2 separate regions of the Homo sapiens genome follow, and region 1 is linked to region 2. Evidence: read pairs that join two places in POLR2A ChIA-PET (ENCODE). Cell type or tissue: MCF 10A. All regions are shown on one strand. Links, peaks and the distances in the headings refer to the core of each region. The heading gives the core; the rest is flanking DNA. Region 1 overlaps LOC107985251 (a long non-coding RNA gene). Region 2 overlaps CD55 (CD55 molecule (Cromer blood group)).

Region 1 (16,521 bases), core at 5,784-10,783, 100 kb before region 2:
AGTGGCATGATCTTGGCTCACTACAACCTCCACCTCCCAGGTTCAAGCGATTCTCATGCCTCAGTCTCTTGAGTAGCAGGATTATGGGCATGCTCCACCACACTAATTTTTGTATTTTTAGTAGAGACGGGGTTTTGCCATGTTGGTCATGCTGGTCTGGAACTCCTGACCTCAAGTGATCTGCCCACCTCAACTTCCCAAAGTGCTCTTTGCATATTTCTTACTTCCAAATATGCCATTGTTTTGCATTGTTTCAACAAACCTCTCTCCAAAAATTGCAAAATGATAAAACATTCTCTTTGTGGAGGGGGTGGTAGTTGGAAGAGGTGGGGGGACTCAACCGGATTCATTCACTCTTTAACCATTTTCAAAGATAATCAACTCTTTTTTAAAAAGCTTATTAGAATATAATACACATATAGAAAAGTATACAAAGTGAAAATGTACAGCAACATGATTCATCAAAAATCAAACACTTAATGAAAATGTCACCCAGGTAGAGATGTAGGACATTGCCAGCCCCCAGAAGTCCCATGGGGGCCCTCCCATTTACTACTTCATCCTTCTTCAAATGTAACCATCATCCTGATTTGCAGAGTAATCATTTCTTTATTTTATTTATACTTGTTCTGTAGCTTAGTTTTGCATTTTTAAAAGCTTTAATAATGGAATAGAATTATACATTAATGGTCTGTCTGCTTTTGCTCAATGTATTTGTGAGATTCACCCATTTTTTTGTAAATAGTATCTCATTCATTTTTATTGCTGTCTAGTACTCCATCAGTTGAATGTACCATAATTTACTTATCTGTTCTAGAGTTGATGGATTTTTAGGCTCTTTCATGTTTGGTCACATTACAAATAATGTTGCTGAAAACATTTCTGAGCTTGTCTTTTAGTGCACATGTTTGTGTATTTCTGCCAAGAAAATATCCATGATTGTAATTGCCAGGTTCTAGGACATAACCACAAACTGTTTTTGGAAGTGGCTGTACCAATTTATATTTCCTTAGGTAGTTCATTGGAGTTCCATTGTGTCCTACTCATGAAAACTTTGGTATTATCATAGTTTTCAATTGTAGACATTCTGGTGAGTGTGTAGTGATTTCTCATTGTGGCTTTTATTTGTATTTCCTGATGACCCATGTGATTAAGCACCTATTAATATGTCTGTTGACAATCTGTATAGCCCCTCTATAGGAACATCTATTCAAGTCTCTCAGCTGTTTTTAAATTGCACTGTCTGCTTTTTGAAAATTAATTTGTGGCCTTTCTTTTTATTTAACCTCATGATTACTGAATATGATTCTGTTTTGGAGTAACTCCCTGTGGCTAAATTAATGCTTTTGTACCCAGAAGTTCATGAACAGTGTAAAAGTTTACTGATTTTGTCAAGGAGACGAAATGTACATCAGCAGTACAATAAGTTAATGACCTAGTTCTGCATAACGAGAAGGGTCGCTCACTGAATTGTTCATTAAATGAAACTCTAGCTCATTCTCCTCTACCTTCTCTCTCACCATTCAAGTTTGCAGAATGGTTCCTCCCATTGGCCATGGGTCCTATGAAGATGTGAGATCATTTTTTATTCTCTACTACTCTGGTGCACTGTCACTGTGATGATGGATATGTTCTAATTGGAGAGGCTGAAGTCACCTGCAGAAATTCACATTGGTCAGCTCCAGCCCCTCAATGTAAAGGTTAACTCCAAACTTACTGAGGGCCCTTGCTAAGAAGGTAGAGCCTCTATGAAAGGTCAAACAAGAGTCTCCTCCTAGACAGAGGCAGCACTTAGAAATTTACACTTTACTTATTTATTTAATTTGCATAATTAATATATACACATGGTACAATATTTTAATAGCATGAATGATCACAGTTTATCACTCTTGAACACTACTGTTATCAATGTATCTTTCAGAGGTCATCTGGAAGGCCACTTTTTGCTTGAATAAAAGTTTTGATTTAAATATAACATACTACAACACTGTGTCCAAATCTTAGGTGTACAGGTCAATAAATTATCACAAAGTGAACCCACCATGACAAACTACCACTCAAGTCAAGAAGCATCACCACTACCAGCATCCCAGAAGTGTTCCGTGTGCCCTCTCCTAGTGACTCCCCAACTTTCCTTCCCAATTAGTCTCACCTCTAGCATCACAGATTAGTTTTATCAACTTTTTAGCATTATATTTAGATTGGTGCAAAAGTCACTGCGGTTTTTGCCATTACTTTGAATATAAAGGAAATCATGTATGTATTCTTTTGTGCCTGCCTTCTTTACTCAGTATTATGTTTTTGAAAATCATCTATGTGTTCTTGCATGGGGTGATAGCTTATTCATTTTCATTGTTGTATAATCTTTGGATAAACATAACACATTTTATGTATCTTATAAAAGTTTAGGATTTTCATGTTATAGGCTATTATGAACAATGCTCTTATGAACATTCTTGCACATGACTCTTGATACAAATGTGCAAATATTTATGTTGGGAATAAACTTAAAAGTGGAATTGCTATTTCATAGAGTATGCATCTATTCATCTCTTTTTTTTTTTTTTTTTTTTTTTGAGACAAGTTCTCATTTTGTCACCCAGGCTGAAGTGTAGTGGCATGATTATAGCTCACTGTAACCTCCAACTCCTGGGTTCAAGGGATCTTCCTGCCTCAGCCTCCTGAGTAGCTGGGACTACAGGCATACACCACCATACCTGGCTAATTTTTAAAAAGTGTTTTGTAGAGATAGGGCCTTTCTTTGTTGCCCAGGCTGGTCTTGAACTCCTGGGCTCAAGTGATCCTCCTTTACCTGCCTTGTCCTCCCAAAGTGTGGGATTACAGCTGTGAGCCACCACACCCAGCCATATATTCATCTTTAGTAGATAATGCCAAATTTTGTTCAACGGTGATTGCAACAATTTAAATTTCCACAAGCAGTGTATGAGTGTTCTAATTTTGATAAATAGAAGTTCTAAATTCTAATTTAGTTCTATTTATAATTTTTTTCCTTGATGTTGGCACCTTTCATATCCTGTTTAAGAAATATTTGCCTACAGCAAGGTCACAAAAAATATTTCCTTATGTTATTTTCCAGAGCTTTATTGTTTTAACTTTTCACATTAGTATCTCCAAATCACTTGGAATTCCTGTGTGTTTATGGTGGAAAGTAGTGGTTAAAATTTGTTTTTCTCCAACGGCTGTTCAATTAATCATATAGCACTTATTTAATAAACTATACTTTCCACACAACTCTGCAGTGTGACCTTTGTTATAATTCAAGTGTCTGTATATACAGGGTTCTGTTAGTGGACTTAGAGATACAATTTTTAATTTGAGAGTATCAGTGAGGATTTGGCAAAATTTTAGTGGGCATCTACTTAAGTTTAAATGAGGAATCCTGTGGGTAAATTCCCAACATCTTTGAAGTATTCGATGTCTCCATTAGAAACCATGCATGCTCCCACCTTCTCATAATGAAGTTGACCTGATAGGAGATTTTTGGTCAACCACAAGGATAGGGTCAACCTTTTTTTTTTTTTTTAACTAATCTATTAATAGCAACTCAAGGAGCTAATTCCCCACACTGTCTCCATTTAACACAGCAAGATATTAAGAATATGAGAATAAAAATTATATACTTAGGACCATGAAAAGATCAAGGTTTGGAAATACTGTACTAATTTTGAAAACTCTGACTCTAGGACCGCAGTGACTAGGTTTACATCATAATCATGCCACCCAAAGGCTATGCAATATTAGACAAGTCACACAAACTATCTGTACCTAATTTTTCTCTTTAGCAAAATGGAGGTAATAATGTTTTGCATTAGTACTTACATTGACATATAGTATGTGCAATAACATTATTAGCATTATTATTAATCTTATTGTTATAATCATAAATAAATGGAGGTAAAGAACAACTCTCAGCATCCCATCCAGGTATAATTTATCAATGTTTCATAACTCTCAATATTCTTACTATTATAAGATCTTATTCTGAGAATCATAGGATGATCAAAATTGTGTTTCCATTATAGCTCTGTGTCTGAAACCAGAGACAGAAAATGGAAAGCTGTCTGGGTAAGGATCTGTATGTTGAACTTGAAAATGTCACCATCCAGTGTGACTCTGGCTATAAAGTGGTTGGTCCTCAAAATATCACTTTGGTTGGTCCTCAAAATATCACTTGATCAGAGCACAGAACATGGCAGGCACCCAGAGGTGCCCAGTTGTGAGTGGGTAAGTGGCACACATTTCAGGGCATCCTATCCCATTCTAAAAATGATAGTCTCCTCCAGAGCACTGTCCTAGCCAACACCAGCGAGATCTGACTTTTGGCAAGATTTATTTCGGGCACATCACTTACAGAATTAGCACCGTCACCTTTGAAGCACTTTGGTGTACTTGTTAAGGTAAGCTCAAGAAGGACCACACCCCTAGATAGGAAGGTCTCATAGATCCAGCTGACTTGACCCCCAGCCTCATACTTTCTATAATAAATGCTATGCTTTTGCTTCATTTCAGATGGGCCCATCAGAATTGTCCCTTCTGTCGCCCCTAACGAGGCCCCCTGGGTGTTGTCTGCAGCGTTGTTCCTTCCCTGCTTCACCAGCTACTGATTGCTGCCTGACGGCCGAGGGAGAATACTTTGCTGAGACCCTAGTTTCTTTGGGATTTTATTCATCTGTCCTGAGGAGGGTTTTGACATTCCGGTTTTGTGGTCATCAGTGATACATCCAGAAGAAATCTTACATATTCGGATTTCATTTGGAGAGAAGCCTCTCAAAAACTATCGCTTTATTTCATTTAGGTAATCTCTGAAGGTTGTGAGCAAGTGCTCACGGGTAGAAAGCTCATGCAGTGTCTCCCACACCCAGAGGATTCGAAAATGACCCTGGAGGTGTAAAAGCTGTCTCTGGAGATTAAACGACTGGAACACGTGTGAGACTTGAAGACGAACAATGCCAGTTAGAAACCAGTTAGGAAGGATTTTCCTTCCCTTTCCCCACAAAACAGAGAAGCAGTTATATTTCTCTCTTTAGCAATTCTGTGTTTCTCAAGTACTATTATTTACTGGGGAAAAATATCTGTGTTTAGGAGAATTCACTAATATTCTTAGTGGCACCGATCACATGAAACAATTCATAATTTTTGTCTTAGTTCAGTTTAAGTTCCTGCTTTCCTGGATTTGGTGGACTGGCTGAATAAATAATTACCTATCAAAAATCAAATTATCTTTGTTTTTACTTTGATTTCTGAGTAATGAAAAATTAGGGCTCTCTGTAAGTCATTTTCTGATGTTTCTCAGATTAACTTACTTTTCTACTTTATTGTATATGTTGTCCTCAAAAAACACATACTTGCATCCTTTATCTGAAATATCTTTACCCTACATTTTCATTTCCTACTCTTCCTGACCTGTATCAGATCAAATATGCCATCTTCTTCTGAGTCTCCTCCATTCTGATTACTAGTATTTCTCTAGAGTAACTTCTTGTTTCCACTTTATACTTAAGGGATATTTGGTTTTGTTTGATATCCCTTTCACCCAATAATAACAAGCTTGAAAGTTATTCAAGCCATTCAAGATGGCTTGGCCATCTGCAAGCCAAGGAGAGAGGCTCGGAAGAAAACAAGCATGCTCATACCTTGATCCCAGACTCCCTGCCCCAGAACTGTGAGAATAAGAAAAACCAAAACTCTGTTGTTTAATCCCCCTAGTCTTTGATATTTTGTCATGGCAGCCCTAGAACACTGATATGGACACCAGTAAGAGAGTGAAAGGCAAGCTACAATCTGGAAAGCACTATTTGCAAAGCTCATGTCAAACTAAGGGCTTGTGCCCCCCAAATATAAAGAACTTTTACAAATAAATTTAAAAAGATAATCAACCCACCAAGAGAATGGAAAAAGACCTGAAGAACCTTCACAAAAAATGATATCCAATTGGTTTATAGACATAAGAAAACTTGGTTAACTTCATTAGTCATTAGGTAAATTAAAATCAAACACAAAGTACAATTTCAGAATTCATACTCAGAAGAATAGCTAAAATGATAAAATATCAAGTATTAGTAAAAATGTATTCCAACCGTAACTCTGAAAACCTGCTGGTGAAAGTATAAATTGGTCCAACTGCCTTACAAAATTCTTTGGCAACTAAGCTGAACATATGTCTACTCTATGATCCAGCAATTCTACCCCTAGAGATTACCTCTCAAAAATGCATCCGTATCTATTCACCTATGGACATGTGCTAGAATGTTTATAGCAGCCCTATTTACAATAACCCCAAACTTGAAATGATCAAAATGCTCATGAGTAGTAGAGGATAAATTAATGGTGATACATCATATGACGAAATATACCGCAACAATGAAATGAATGATTATACAGATGAATTTCAAAACAGAAAGTGTTTAGTGAAAGATGCCAGATACAAAAGATGTACATACTGTTTTGTTTCATGTATGTAATGTATAAAAACAGGCAAAAGTAATTCATAGTGTTTAAGTCAAAATAGCAATTTCCCCCGGGATGGGGGTATGAGGAAGGCTTTGGAAGTCCTGGTAATGTTTTGTTTCTTCATCTGGGTGATGTTACATGGGTATGTTCAGTGTGTGAAAAGTCAACTAGCTCTGCATTTGAGACGATGTGCTTTTTTGCATGTAAAATATTCTTCAATAAAAATTAAATTAAAAATTGTAAAGAAGGTGAGTCTTCTTTTTTTTCTTTTTTTTTGAGACAGAGTCTCACTCTGTAGCCCAGACTGGAGTGCGGTGGTGCAATCTCAGCTCACTGCAACCTCTGCCTCCTGGGTTCAAGCGATTCTCCTGCCTCAGCCTCCCAAGTAGCTGGGATTACAGGCACGTGCCACCACACCTGCCTAATTTTTGCATTTTTAGTAGAGACAGGGTTTCACCATGTTGGCCAGGCTGGTCTCAAACTCCTGACCTCAAATGATCTGCCTGCCTCGGCCTCCCAAAGTGCTCGCATTACAGGCGTGAGCCATTGCACCTGACCAAGGGTTTTCTATACCCCACTGATCTCGGGGCGGGGTAATGGCTGGTCTTCCCATTGACGTAGAATATCCTTACCCATAATGCAGTCAGATATAGGAGAAATTGCTATATTCCTCACAACAGGATTCATCTTTTCAGTGCTTATATTGGCCACATTTTTTTTTTGTTTACAACTACACCTGATATCCCCAAGGTTACTCTGTCCCCAGTTAGGTGGAAAATGTGAATAAGTCCCAGAATCTGTAAGTTTCATCTACACTGTTTTGGCTCCCTGCAGGAAAGAATAACCTAGGTGTTAGATTTTGTTGGTTTTTTGTCTATATTATTCCAATACTATTTCTCTGGACCAGATTCTTGGAAGCTAAAGGTATAGTTTTCATGCCCCATTGGTAAGGTCTACTTCTATCATGCCTCTCAAAGTGATATGGTTTGGATTTGTGTCCCCTTTGCCTTCCACCATGACTGAAAGTTTTCTGAGGCTCTCTCAGCAGTGCTTCCTACACAGCCTGTGGACTGTGAGCCAATTAAACCTCTTTTATTTGTAAATTACCCAGCCTCAAGTTTTTTCTTTCTTTTTTTTTTTTTTTTTTTTTTTGTGACAGAGTTTCCCTCTGCTGCCCAGGCTGGAGTGCAGTGGTGCGATCTCGGCTCACGGCAAGCTCTGCCTTCTGGGTTCACACCATTCTCCTGCCTCAGCCTCCCGAGTAGCTGGGACTACAGGCACCTGCCACCACACCTGGCTAATTTTTTTTTTTTTTTTTTTTTTTTTGAGACGGAGTCTCGCTCTGTCGCCCAGGCTGGAGTGCAGTGGCGGGATCTCGGCTCACTGTAAGCTCCGCCTCCCGGGTTCACGCCATTCTCCTGCCTCAGCCTCCCAAGTAGCTGGGACTACAGGCGCCCGCCACTACGCCCGGCTAATTTTTTGTATTTTTAGTAGAGACGGGGTTTCACCACGTTAGCCAGGATGGTCTCAATCTCCTGACCTCATGATCTGCCCACCTCGGCCTCCCAAAGTGCTGGGATTACAGGCATGAGTCACCGCGCCCGGCCGGTCTCAAGTATTTCTTTATAGCAGTGCGAGAACAGACTAATCCACGGGCTTTAGCTATCTCATAGTATCACATCTCTCCCCTTCATTGTCCTGTTTCCTCACAGAGACTTGGCTATAACGGGCATGGGGTCTTGCATGAATCCCAATGTCTATGCAATGATAGTATTTATAGTATTGACAAACGTCAAGAGGAGGCTCTGATGGATGCGGACATCAGATGCTTGGGTAAATCAAAAGATACAGAAATATGGGAGGACATTATCAAGGTCTGGATACAGGCAGAGAGATTAGTCACATTTTCCAGATTAGTTTCCAGGCAAGTTTCCAGCTTTCAAAATCTTCACAGCAGATTCACAGTTGAGATGATTTTATCTGAATGAGTGAGAGCCTCATGAGAACTTTGGAAATGCAAATATTCCCTTCTAAGCATTGCCTTATAAGACTAGAGCAATTCTAGACACGGGCTGCTTTTGATATAGGCTAAGCCAACTCAGCCAGGTCACGTGTACCTCATCGATATATGACTTCAGGTGTAATGACTCAGCTTTCCTGGCTGATATAGCCCACACCCAGTACACTCCTTACCTAACACTGGGTAGTTACTCAAATGTCTCTTGACATCAGACTGATAGCCCATTAAGGCCTACCCTATATTTATTCTCTGTACTTGAGTCATTATGTGTTTCTTAAATTGAACCAATGTCTTCAAGCCGGAAAACCACAGTTTCTTCACATCTTCTCTTTTCCTTATATCTAATCAGTCATTTAATTCATTTCCTTCTTACTTTGAAATGTTTTCGAGAGAATGGAAAAATGTTTGTGTTAGAATTATGGGATAATTTCTACAATATAGGTCTATTTTTAAAATTTCATTTACCCCAGTTCCAACTATTATTTGACCCAAAATGGATCTTCATCCAGTCCTTTGACTCTTGTACTTCCATTATTCTTCACGTCTCGTTTTACCAAGAAGGGTTAGAAATCTTTCAAACAAGCATGTTCAAGAATGATTTTTAAACAGGAGGTTGAGAGCCTATGCAAAGAAATGACTATAGAAATCAGTGACATAATCTAAATATATCCCCAATTCTGTCATTTCTAATCACATTTACACTATCACCCTGGCCTAAAACACCATCACTTCTGGACTAGATTACTACAATAGGCTTCTGGCTTTAGGCTTCTTCTCTTACCTCCTCATAGCAGTCATGGAGAGCTCAAGTGGTTGTTCCTCTACTCAGAATTCTTGATTAGTTTTTTCTCAAAGACTAATTTTATATATTATTTTCTGACTTCTGTCATTTCTGAAGAGAAGTCAGCAGTTATTCAAAGTATTCCCTGTATGTAAGCACTGTCTTTTTCCTGGATGCTTTTAAGATTTCCTCTTTATTTTTGGTTTTCAGCAGTTTGACTATAATGTGCCTAGGCATGGTTTTCTTCATATTTGTTCAGCTTGAGTTTCACTGAACACCTTGAACCTGTAAATGTACCTCTTTTCTCAAGTTTGAGAAATCTATTTTTTCAGATAATTTTACTACTTCATTCTCTTTTTCCTATTATGGAACTCCAATGACATGTTTATTTGGTTATCTGATATTGTCTTATAAGTCCTGAGGCTCTGTTTTTTATATAAATGTTTTATCTTTCTCTACTTCAGACTGGACAATTTCTGTTGATTTATCCTTAAGTTCATTGGCTCTTTCCTTTCATTTCCATTCAACTGCCAAGTTCCTCCAGTGACATTCTTATTTCAGAGGGTACGTTTTAGTTGTAGAATGTTTTGATGCCTTTTTTTTTTTTTTTTTTTTTTGAGATAGAGTCTCGCTCTGTAGCCCAGGCTGGAATACAGTGGCGCGATCTCGGCTTACTGCAACCTCCGCCTCCCAGGTTCAAGTGATTCTCCTGCCTCAGCCTTCAGAGTAGCTGGGACTACAGGTGCATGCCACCATGCCTGGCTAATTTTTTGTATTTTTAGTAGACACGGGGTTTCACCATGTTAGCCAGGATGGTCTCTATCTCCTGACCTCGTGATCCACCTGCCTCGGCCTCTCAAAGTGCTGGGATTACAGGCTGTGCCTGGCCAATGCTTTTTAATATTTTATTTTCTACTGAGATTTCTTATCTACCTATTCATTACCAAGCATATATACCTTTACATCACTGAGCATATTTATAATGGCTGTTTTAAAAAACTTGCCTGCTAATTCCAACATTTGTATCATCTTAAAGACAGTCACCATTGACTTTCCTTTCCCTTAACTGGAGTTCAGATTTTCTAGTTTCTTCATATGTCCAGTAATTTTGAATTGTATCCTGGACATTATAAATGGATTCTATTATATTCTCCCCAAAAAGAAAGTTATTTTTGTTTGTACTATTTTTTGTTTTTCATTTAAACAGACAACTAACTTACTTGCATCCAACCTGAAAACTCTCTCTCTCTGGAGCAGCCCAAATCTCAGTTTACTTCTTTTATCCTTAGCTGCTCTGTTTTTAGTCTGTCCTGCTCATGGGTGATTCAGAGATCAGCCAGAGATTTGGGCAGAGTTTATACACAGGATGGGCTCTTCTCTTTGGTTCTTTAATTTTTATGACTCCCATAATTTTCTAGTGGCTGTTGCTGCCCAAAGCTCTGTTTTTTTCAAACCAGGAAGACTTGGTTTTGTCTCAGAGTTTTAGCCATGCCACATCATGTCAACTTTGATATTCTCTCAGGCTAAAAGGCATAACAAATGGGAAGTTTGATCTATGGTGTCCCCTTCTTCTAAGACTTATTGCTCCTTTAGAATGTATCTGCTTTTGTTCACTTTCTGGTTCCCTAAGGTAGGATTTTTGTTGTTTTCTTCCGTATTTTATTCAGAGTTTAGAATTGCTATCTGTGGGAGGGTGGGACCAGTAGACACTTACACAGCTATACTGAAAATTGAAGTCTTCATCCTCTTACCCATATTCAGTCTTTTGAGCTTGCAGAACATGATGTTCCCTCTTCAGACAAAACTTTTCTCCTTGGTATTTTCATGGCTCACTCCCTCACTCAATTCAGGCCTTTACTCGAATGTAACTTATTCAGAGAAGCCTTCCTTGACCATATCATCTAACGTGTGCTGCCCATCCCACCTCACACCTTACCACCCAGCACATTACTCTGTGTTATTTTTCGTCATGCTACTTCTTTCTCTGACCTTGTATATATTTATTTATCTGGTTTATATTTATTTTTCTCACTAGACTATAAGCTCCTTGAGTATGGCATTTTTTGTCTGCTTTGGGTAGTGTGGCATTCCCAGCACCTAGAATATTGCTTGGCTCATCGTAGGGGCTCAAGAGATATTTGTTCAATGATTAGTTCATATTAGACGCTTAAAAATACATCTACACACAAACATGTACAACCAATTTTTTATGAAGGTGCAAATGTAAATCAAAGGAGAAAGGATAGCATTTTTGAGAACAACTGAACATCTACAGGCAAATAAATAAATAAATCTTGATGTAAACCTCATACCTTATATAAAAATTAACTCAAAATAAATCCTGGACTTAAATTTGAAACATAAAACTAGAAAAAGAAAAAAAACACATGAGAAAAATCTATGAGATCTAAGATTTAAGTGTAAAGTATAAAACTATAGCACTTACAAAATCTTGGGAAATAGCATAGGGGTAGGCAAAGATTGTTTAGATTTGACACCGAAAGCGCACTCCATTAAATGGAAAAATTGATAAATTGGATCTCGTTAAAAGTACTCCAGGGTGGGGTGTGGTGGCTCACACCTGTAATCCCAGCACTTTGGGAGGCCAAGGTGGGTGGATCACGAGGTCAGGAGTTCAAGACCAGCCTGGCCAAGATGGTGAAATCTCCAGTCTCTACTAAAAATACAAAAATTAGCTGGGTGTGGTGGCACATGCCTGTAATCCCAGCTACTCGGGAGGCTGAGGCAGAGAATTGCTTAAAACCCACGAGGCGAAGGTTGCAGTGACCTGAGATCACGCCACTGCACTCCAGCCTCAGGGACAGAGCAAGACTCCCTCTCAAAAAAAAAAAAAAAAGTACTCTGGTACACCCATACCCCATACTATGGAGTACTATTTGGCAGTAAAAAAGAAAAAAAATGGATGATTGACACATATAAAATCTTAAATGAATGTCATAGGAATTATGCTGAATAAAAAACATATAATCCAGAAAGTTTATATACTCTAAGTTTACACACTGTATAATTCCATTTATATAACATTGTTGAAAATGACAAAATTTTAGATATCAAAACCAGATTAGTGGCTGTCAGAATTAGAGGTGAGGGGGATGGGCATGAGGGAGGTGAGTGCGTTATAAAAAGGCAACATGGGTAATCCTTGTGTTGATGGAATTCTTCTGTATCTTGACTGTGATGGTGGATACACCAATCAACATATGTGATAAAACTGTGTAGAACTGAATGCACATGCAAACAAACAAGAATACAAATAAAGTGAGAAATTTGAATAATATCAGTGGATTATATCAATGTTAATATTTGTTTATTATTTCATAGCTCTTAATTATTTCCTTTTGTGATGACTTGGGGGGAAGGAAATAGTATCTCTGCTTTCTAGATATTAACCCCATTTCTTATCTTCTTTGTCTCTACCTAATTACCTAGTTTTCTGTGACAGTTATTTACATTATTTTAAAAGTACTAGATTTTAAATTAATGAGATTGAAGCCATAATAAAAAGTCTTCCAGTAAAGAAAAGCCAAGGACCTAATGGCTTCACTGCTGAAATCTACCAACATTTAAAGAAATGTTAATACCACTCATACTCAAATTATTCCAAAAAGTAGAGGACAGAATACTTCTAAATTCATTCTAGGAGGCCAATATTACCTTGATACCAAACCCTGAAAGAGACACGTCAAAAAAAGAAAAAAAAGAAAAAAGAAAGAAAAAAGAAAACTACAGGGCAATAACTCCAATGAATATTGATGCAAAAATCCTGAACGAAATACTAGCAAATTGAATTCAGCAATACATTAAAAAGATCATTCATCATGACCAAGCAGGATTTATTCCAGGGATGAAAGGATGGTTCAACATAATGCAAATCAATCAGTGTGATACATCACATCAACAGAATGAAGGACAAAAACCATATGATCATTTCAATTGTTGCTGAAAAGGCACTTGATAAAATTCAACATCCCTTCATGATAAAAAAAAAAACCTAAAAAAACTAGGTATAGAAGGAAGATACCTCAATATAATAAAAGCCATATATGACAGACCCACAATTAGTATCATATTAAATGGGGAAAAACTAAGAGCCTTCCCTCTAAGATCTGGGACATGACAAGGACTCCCACTTTAACCACTGTAATTCAACATAGTACTGGAAGTCCTAGCTAGAGCAATTAGACAAGAGAAAGACATAAAGGGCATCAAAATTGGAAAGGAAGAGTCAAATTATAATGATTTGCAGATGACGTGATCTTATATTTGGAAAAATCTAAAGCCTCCACCAAAAAACTATTAGAACTGATAAACAAATTCAGTAAAATTGCAGGATACAAAATTCACATACAAGAATCAGTAACATTTCTATATGCCAACAGTAAACAATCAATCTGAAAAAGAAATAAAAAAGTAATTCCATTTACAATAGCCACAAACAAAATTAAATGCCTAGGAATTAACCTAAGAAGTAAAAGATCTTTACAATGAAAATTATAAAAACACTGATAAAAAAATTTGAAGAAGACATCAAAAAATGGAAACATATTCCATGTTCACGGACTAGAAGAATCAATATTTTTAAAAAGTTCATACTATCCAAAGCAATCAACAGATGCAGTGCAATTCCTATCAAAATACCAATGACATTCTTCATAGAAATAGAAAAAAACTATCCTAAAATTTATATGAAACCACAAAAGACCCAGAAGAGCCATGGCTATCCTAAGCAAAAAAAAAAAAAAAAAAAAAAATGGAGAAATCATATTACCTGATTTCAAATTATACTACAGACTGATAGTAACCCAAACAGCATGGTACTGGCATAAAAACAGACACATAGACCAATGGAAGAGAAAAGAGAACCCAGAAACAAATCCACGGACCTACAGTGAACTCATTTTCAACAAAGGTGCCAAGAACATACACTGAGGAAGACAGTTTCGTCAGTAAATGGTGATGGAAAAACTGGATATCCATTTGCAAAAGAATGAAACTAGACCCCTATCTCTCAGCGTATACAAAGATCAAATAGAAATGGATTAAAAACTTAAATCTAAGACCTCAAATTATTTCACTGCAAGGAAACATCAGGGAAAATCTCCAGGACATTGGTCTGGGCAAAAATTTCTTGAGTAATACCCGAAAAGAACAGGCAACCAAAGCAAAAATGGACAAATGGGATCATATTACATTAAAAACCTTCTGCACAGCAAACAAAACAGACAAGCCACAGAATGGGAGAAAATATTTGCAAACTACCGATCTGCCATGGGATTAATAACTAGAATATATAAGGAGCTCAAACAACTCTACAGGAAAAAAATTTCATAATCTGATAAAAAGATGGGCAAAAAGGTTTGAATAGACATTTCTCAAAAGAAGATACAAATGGCAAAGAGGCATATGAAAAGGTACTTAACATTACAGATCATCAGAAAAATGTGAATCAAAACTAAAATGAGCTATCATCGCCAGTTAAAATGGCTTTTATCCAAAAGATAGGCAATAATAAATGCTGGTGAGGATGTAGAGAAAAGGAAACCCTAGTTCACTGTAGGTGGGAATGCAGATTAGCACAACCACCACGGAGAACAGTTTGGAGGCTCCTCTAAAAGTAGAGCTACCATATGATCCAGCAGTCCCGCTGCTGGGTATATACCCCAAAGAAAGGAAATCAGTATATTGAAGAGATATCTGTAATCCCATGTATGTTTTTTTTGCAGTCCTCTTCACAATATCCAAGATTTGGGAAGAACCTAAGTGCCCATCAACAGATGAAAGGATCTATTGAAATGTGGCACATATACACAATGGAGTATTATTCAACTGTAAACAAGAATAAGATCCTGTTATTTGCAACAACATGGATAGAACTGGAGGTCATTATGTTAAGTGAAATGAGCCAGGCACAAAAAGACAAACATCACATGTTCTCACTTCTTTGTGGGATCTAAAAAATCAAAACAATTGAACTCATGGAGATAGAGAGTGTAGAAGGATGATTACCAGAGGCTAGGAAGGGTATCGGGGGTGAGCTGGTGGGGGATGTGGGGATGGTTAATTGGTACAAAAAAATAGAATGAATGAATGAATAAGACCTAGTATTTGATATCACAACAGAGTGACTATAGTCAATAATAATTTAGTTGTACATTTAAAAATAACTAAAAGAGTATAATTGGATTGTCTGTCACAAAAAGGATAAACGCTTGAGGGGATGGACACCCCATTCTCCATGATGTAATTATTACATATTGCATGCCTGTATCAAAACACTTCATGTACCCTATAAATAAATATACCTACTATGTACCCACAAAAATAAATAATTCCAACATTTTTAAAAAAGCAAGAAAGGTAAAAGCACTAGGTTTTAGTGGAAAGCACAGATTTGATTCAGATTCGTGAACCAAATAAGTGGCTAAAACTTTACAGATAAGTGGCTGAACCACTTATTTGGGTACAGACAGGCCTGACAAAATTACTCAGACAATATTTGAGTGGGACATTCCTTGTGGTTTTTCCTGATTTACCTAAGTCACCTAATAAGTCACACTTGGTGCCATTCTGATCTGTTGAAAGAGGGAAGTGTGGTGCCTGAAGCACTGAAAAGCATGCGGGAGAAGGTGATAACAAGGCTCAGGTAATGAGGCTCAGGCACCTATTATCTGTAAAGTTTTGGCCAAATGTCACCTACACTTTTCTGGAAAGGTGATTTTAAAAAACCATAGGCTGTCATAAGACTAAATGTGATCATTTATGGAAAGTGCTTAGAACATAGAGGTGCCTAATAGGTAAAAGAGTCATCTAACGAACGCTCTAAATTCCTTGTTTTTTCTAACTAATATTCAGTTATTGTCTTAGAGTCTCTTCTAAAGTTAAGTCAATTCATGACGAACTTATGTGCTTTCCTTCTTTTTAGGGAGGTTAAAATTTAATCATGCTGTAATAAATGTTACATCATAATTTACCGAGTTACTTTTGGTAAATGAGAACTAAGTGCTTTGGATTTTGAACTCCTGTAACAGTCTTTGCAGCTGAACTAGGTAGGCAGGTCATTTTCAGGCCTTTCCCAAAACTCATCTTCTTGTAGTAAAAATCAGCATATTTATTATTATTATATTATTATTCAAGTATTATTTCCCATGAATTATAATTATGTACATAAACAGCTTATCTTTTACTGCCTTTTTTCAGAGACATAACACCAGGCTGAGTGTGGCTTTTG
Region 2 (5,000 bases), core at 1-5,000:
ACTGTTAGATATGGAAGGAAGCAAGAAAATGTGACCAAATCAAGAGAAAACAAAACCAAATAAAGAATATCCAGATAATTGAGTTAGCAAATGAGAACCTTAAAATAACTGATTAACAAGTTTAAGATGATAAAAGAAAAGAGAACTTCAGTTGGAATCTGCAAAAATGGTGTAAAATGAATATTCTACAACTGGAAAATATCTGAAATTAAGAACACAATAGATAGGTTTAGCTATTCAGGCAGAGCAGGAAACAGTATTAGGAACTGAAAGATCGGTTAAAAATACCCAAACTGATGCACAAAGAGAAAAAGGAATGTGAAATATAGATAAAAGTTTGAGACATTTGAGACATGTTAAACTGTGCTAACACATTAGGAAAAAGAGAAAGTGAGACAAAAAGGAAGAGGGGAAGGAGGAGGAGGAGAAGAGAAATAGGAGCAGAAGAAATATTTAAAATGATACTTACTCAGAATTTTCCAAAACTGATAAAGTACATTAGCCAACAGATTCAAGAAGCTCTCTGACTCTAAGCTGAATAAAAATAAAACCACTTTAGCAAAAAATCTAACTCTAAGCTGAACAAAAATAAAACCACTCGTAGCAAAAACAAACAACAAAAACTTCAAAGAAGCAACAGTATAACTGATTACTGCTCAGCAAAAAATGATGCAAACCAAAAGACAATAAGAAGAAATCTTTAAAATACTGTAAGAAAATTACTGTTCACCTAGAATTTTATACCCAGTTAATATATCCTTCAAAACTGAATGCAAAATAGAGATGTATTCAGACAAAAACCAAGAAAACTTTGCACTAGCAGACCAAACATGCACAGAATGAGAAACTAAAGGAAATTCTTCAAGTAGAATGAAAATAATGCCAGGTAAAACATGAAAATACAAAAGGAAATGAACAGTGACAAGGATAAATGAATACTGAGTTTACAAACAGTGAATGTAATGTCCTGTGGGGTCTGAATTATACATAGAATACAAATGCACAATAACAATGCGAAAGGCAGAAAGAGGTAAATTCATTTAAAGGTTACACAGTTCTAGCAGTACTGAAAAGGTGGTAAAAGTGATAGTTTGCATAATTGACTTATAGTCTAATAAATATTGTGATCTCTAGGGTTGCTACAAATGAATGACAGAAGAATACATAAATCACAAGCTAATAAAAGAATAATAATGGATATTTAATCCAAAAGAGAACGAGAGAGAGAGAAGCAGAAAGGAACACAGAATAGATGGGAGAAATAGAAAACTAATAAGGTTGTTGATATAAACCCAAGTATGTCAGTAATTATGTTAAGTGCAATTTGACCAAGATTGTCAGACTTAAAAAGATTTTAAAAAGAACCTAGTTCTTTACTATTTACAAGAGACACAGTTTAATTACAAGAACACAGAATAGTTGAAAGTAAAGGATGGAAAAATATACCATGCAAATATTAACCCTTCAAAATAAGCTGACACAGTTACATTAATATCAATGTATATTTTAAGATGAAACAGTTCATAATGATAAGGAGGCCAACTCAACAGTAATATATCATAATCTGGAATCTATATGTACTTGATAAAATAGCTTCAATCTATATGTAGCAAAAATGGACAGAAAAAATAGACAAATACACACTCATAGTTAGAAAATTCCACACCTATCTCAATAGCTAATAGGACAAGCAACCAAAAATCAGTGAGACTAAAGATCTGAGCAACAATTAAACATATATACATATGAGACCATTGAATCTATTAGGACCGATGACAGGTATGTTTTTTCAAGTGCGCATGGGCTATTTACCAAAATTGACCCTTTGCTGGGCTCTAAGCTACAATACATTGCAAAAGATTGAAGTTATTCAGAGCATACCTTCTAGCCACAGTGGAATTAAACTAGATGTCAGTAACGAAAAGATAACTAAAAAATTAACTTCTAGGAAATTTAAACTCTAAGGTAGTATATACATTCTCTGGATCAAAACTGAGAACTAACTTGATAGAACAAAGAATAATTTAGAATAGTTTTTATATAGGAGGGTCTTAGAATGAAAAGTTCATAAAAAAACTTTACTTATCTTAATAATGATTATCATTGTTTGAGTGCCTGCTAAATGCTGTTACCTGCTAGGCGTTTTACTCAATTTATCCCTTATAGCAGCCTGTGAGATAGGTTAGGAGGCAGAAAAAAATGACCGATACCATCTGAGTTCCTAGGGCATCCCGTGTGTGATGGGGCTGGCAACAGTCATCCTGGATGATGTAATCTCTTGCTTCAGGGACAGACACTGTGAAATAGCTTACTCAATTATTTCCCTTAATCCTTCCTCAATAATAATTACTCAATCTGTTCTGCTTTTATCCTCATTTTACAGATGAGGAAACTATAGCTTAGAAGGGTTAGGGACTTGCTAGAGCTCACTAATACGTGGTGAAATCAGGCTTCGGCACTACCCAATACTGCCTCAACAGGGGACTTTGTATAAGTGACCCAATGGCAGTTGGGCTCTGAAGACTGAAAAAGTTGCTCTGCTGTTAGATTTATGCTTTTCAGAATATGTTCTTAATGAAAGTTTCACCTGACTTGTTATCTAGTCTGAAATCTAAAGAGGAACTGGTGTATGGAAAGTTGGTAACCAGCACAAGAGAATTAAAAGGAGTTATTTTTACTCAGACTCGAGTATCACTTTAAACAAGACGTGAAACAAAACAAATTCTCAGGCTCATTAAGGTTAAGTGATAGAAAAGGCTGTGACTGTCTCTGTTGGCTTAGTTGTTCTAGAACAACATCCTGTTGTTCTTTAGTATTAGCACAAAAGATAATTTGGGAGACAAAATAGAGATGTGCCACAGAATAAGATCACTAGTGACTCTTTGATTTGTTTATTTCACAAGAAGCAGCTTAAGCACCTCAGTATACTTTGGTATAAGTCTTCTTTAGTTACCCATAGGTATAATTTATATCAAAGCAAACGCAACTTAGAACTTCAGCTCCTTGAGAAATACTCAATAAGAGTTGGTTTCCTGAAAGTCATACCTAGGTGTTTGTGGGGAGAGAGAAAGGATAGCCACAGAGCAAGCAATGGCTAAGAATGTTAATGTGGCCAGCAATATTTAGCTAACTTGTTTCTCAACCTTTTCTTTCACAGGAAAATCTCTAACTTCCAAGGTCCCACCAACAGTTCAGAAACCTACCACAGTAAATGTTCCAACTACAGAAGTCTCACCAACTTCTCAGAAAACCACCACAAAAACCACCACACCAAATGCTCAAGGTACAGAGACTCCATCAGTTCTTCAAAAACACACCACAGAAAATGTTTCAGCTACAAGAACCCCACCAACTCCTCAGAAACCCACCACAGTAAATGTCCCAGCTACAATAGTCACACCAACACCTTAGAAACCCACCACAATAAATGTTCCAGCTACAGGAGTCTCATCAACACCTCAAAGACACACCATAGTAAATGTTTCAGCTACAGGAACCCTACCAACTCTTCAGAAACCCACCAGAGCAAATGATTCAGCCACCAAATCCCCAGCAGCAGCTCAGACATCTTTCATATCAAAAACCCTATCTACAAAGACCCCTTCTGCAGCTCAGAATCCCATGATGACAAATGCTTCTGCTACACAGGCCACACTAACAGCCCAAAAATTCACCACAGCAAAAGTTGCATTTACGCAGAGTCCTTCAGCAGCACGTAAGTCCACTAATGTACATTCCCCAGTGACTAATGGTCTCAAGAGTACACAAAGATTCCCTTCTGCTCATATTACAGCAACACGGAGTACACCTGTTTCCAGGACAACCAAGCATTTTCATGAAACAACCCCAAATAAAGGAAGTGGAACCACTTCAGGTCAGTTGACACTGTTCAGGTTTACTGAGTATGGATCTAATGTGCTATGGTGGAAATATGAACTTGACCAAGATTGCAGGATTAAATGGTCTCTAATTTATTGTAGCCAGGGTTTTTCATACTAATACTTTTTACTTTATTTGGAAGCGGACTTGGATTGTACTAGGGCAAATCTTTAAAAAAAGAAACATTTACAATAATAGAGAAAAAGACTGTGGCCCCATTAAAAAAATGCTAAATTAAGATTGGTAAAAAAAAAAAAATTCTGTTTCCTGTAGTAGTTTTAGGGAGTCAACGAATTATTCAAGACCCCTTCAAAGAACCAAATATGTACTGTCTTTAAGGCTGAGTCCTGGGTCTGGTTCATTGATAGAGATCCATCCCTCAAAGTATGCTAAGGAATCTTCCCGGATTCCCTAGAGTTGCAGATCTGCTAAAGCATCTCAATAGTGTCGTCTAAGTAATTGAAAATACAGAGATCCTTTCAAATAGTTCGTATTATTACAAGGCTCTATAAACGATAGGTTCTCAGTGGCACCAAGTAATTGTGTTTTATCTATAGTTTTACCCATTATGACCGTATTTTCAAAATGATTTTATATATTTCATAATTGTTACCTTGAAGCCTATTTTGCCAGCACCTGGATATTTTTAAGAATTTAAACATTATGGATGTTATCGTTAAAGTTCCCTTAAAACATTTCCCCAGCCCATTTTTCTCCCTCTAAGGCAATTACTGCCCTGAAACTGATGTGCTTACTTCCTGTCTGTTTTCATTCTTATACTCCATGTTTCCATAAGTAGTACATAATAATGTTTCATATTTTTAAAATAATTTACAGAAACTGTGTATGTTTCATTACCTCTTAGCACTCAGCATTGGTTTTGTGGCTTACATTGATTAATTTAGATTTACTATACTAATTTTAATTCTTTATGTGGTTTTTTTACTTCTTTACAATTTTATGACTTCTCTTGGTCTAAAATTTCTAGGTTGAACACGTCCAGTTTTTAATAGGGCAAGGCAAAGAGAAATAAGCATCACTTATAAATTTGTTATAGAACTAACTTTATTGACATATTTCCTTCTGTAAAAAGTATAAGATAATTTAAGACATTTAAACTG

What was found. ChIA-PET counts read pairs that join two places held together with the same protein. Peaks named below come from ENCODE experiments on the same cell type or tissue, not always from the same donor. Only the 100,000 strongest peaks of a DNase experiment are listed, where the experiment ranks them.
Region 1: POLR2A ChIA-PET joins it to region 2 with 5 read pairs; 10 of 35 experiments call an interaction of 5 or more read pairs at or near these places.

Annotation. Positions count from the first base shown.
Region 1 is chr1:207,224,258-207,240,778 of GRCh38, forward strand. The region is part of intron 1 of LOC107985251 (a long non-coding RNA gene); the gene reads right to left. LINC02942 (long intergenic non-protein coding RNA 2942) reads left to right here and starts at 15,855. Exons shown (of 4, transcript NR_186170.1): 1 at 15,855-15,936. It also overlaps the pseudogene C4BPAP2. In MCF 10A, for the core only: no CTCF peak of the experiment used is centred there; a DNase peak (open chromatin) is centred at 8,634.
Region 2 is chr1:207,333,536-207,338,535 of GRCh38, forward strand. It overlaps CD55 (CD55 molecule (Cromer blood group)), which reads left to right. Exons shown (of 10, transcript NM_000574.5): 7 at 3,158-3,283; 8 at 3,794-3,874. Among named protein-coding and RNA genes, the nearest start is that of CD55, 14 kb to the left of the region's middle. RefSeq lists enhancers at 2,167-2,346, 2,357-2,406, 2,457-2,526, 2,917-2,976, 3,017-3,096. In MCF 10A, for the core only: a CTCF peak has its summit at 2,438; a DNase peak (open chromatin) is centred at 2,266.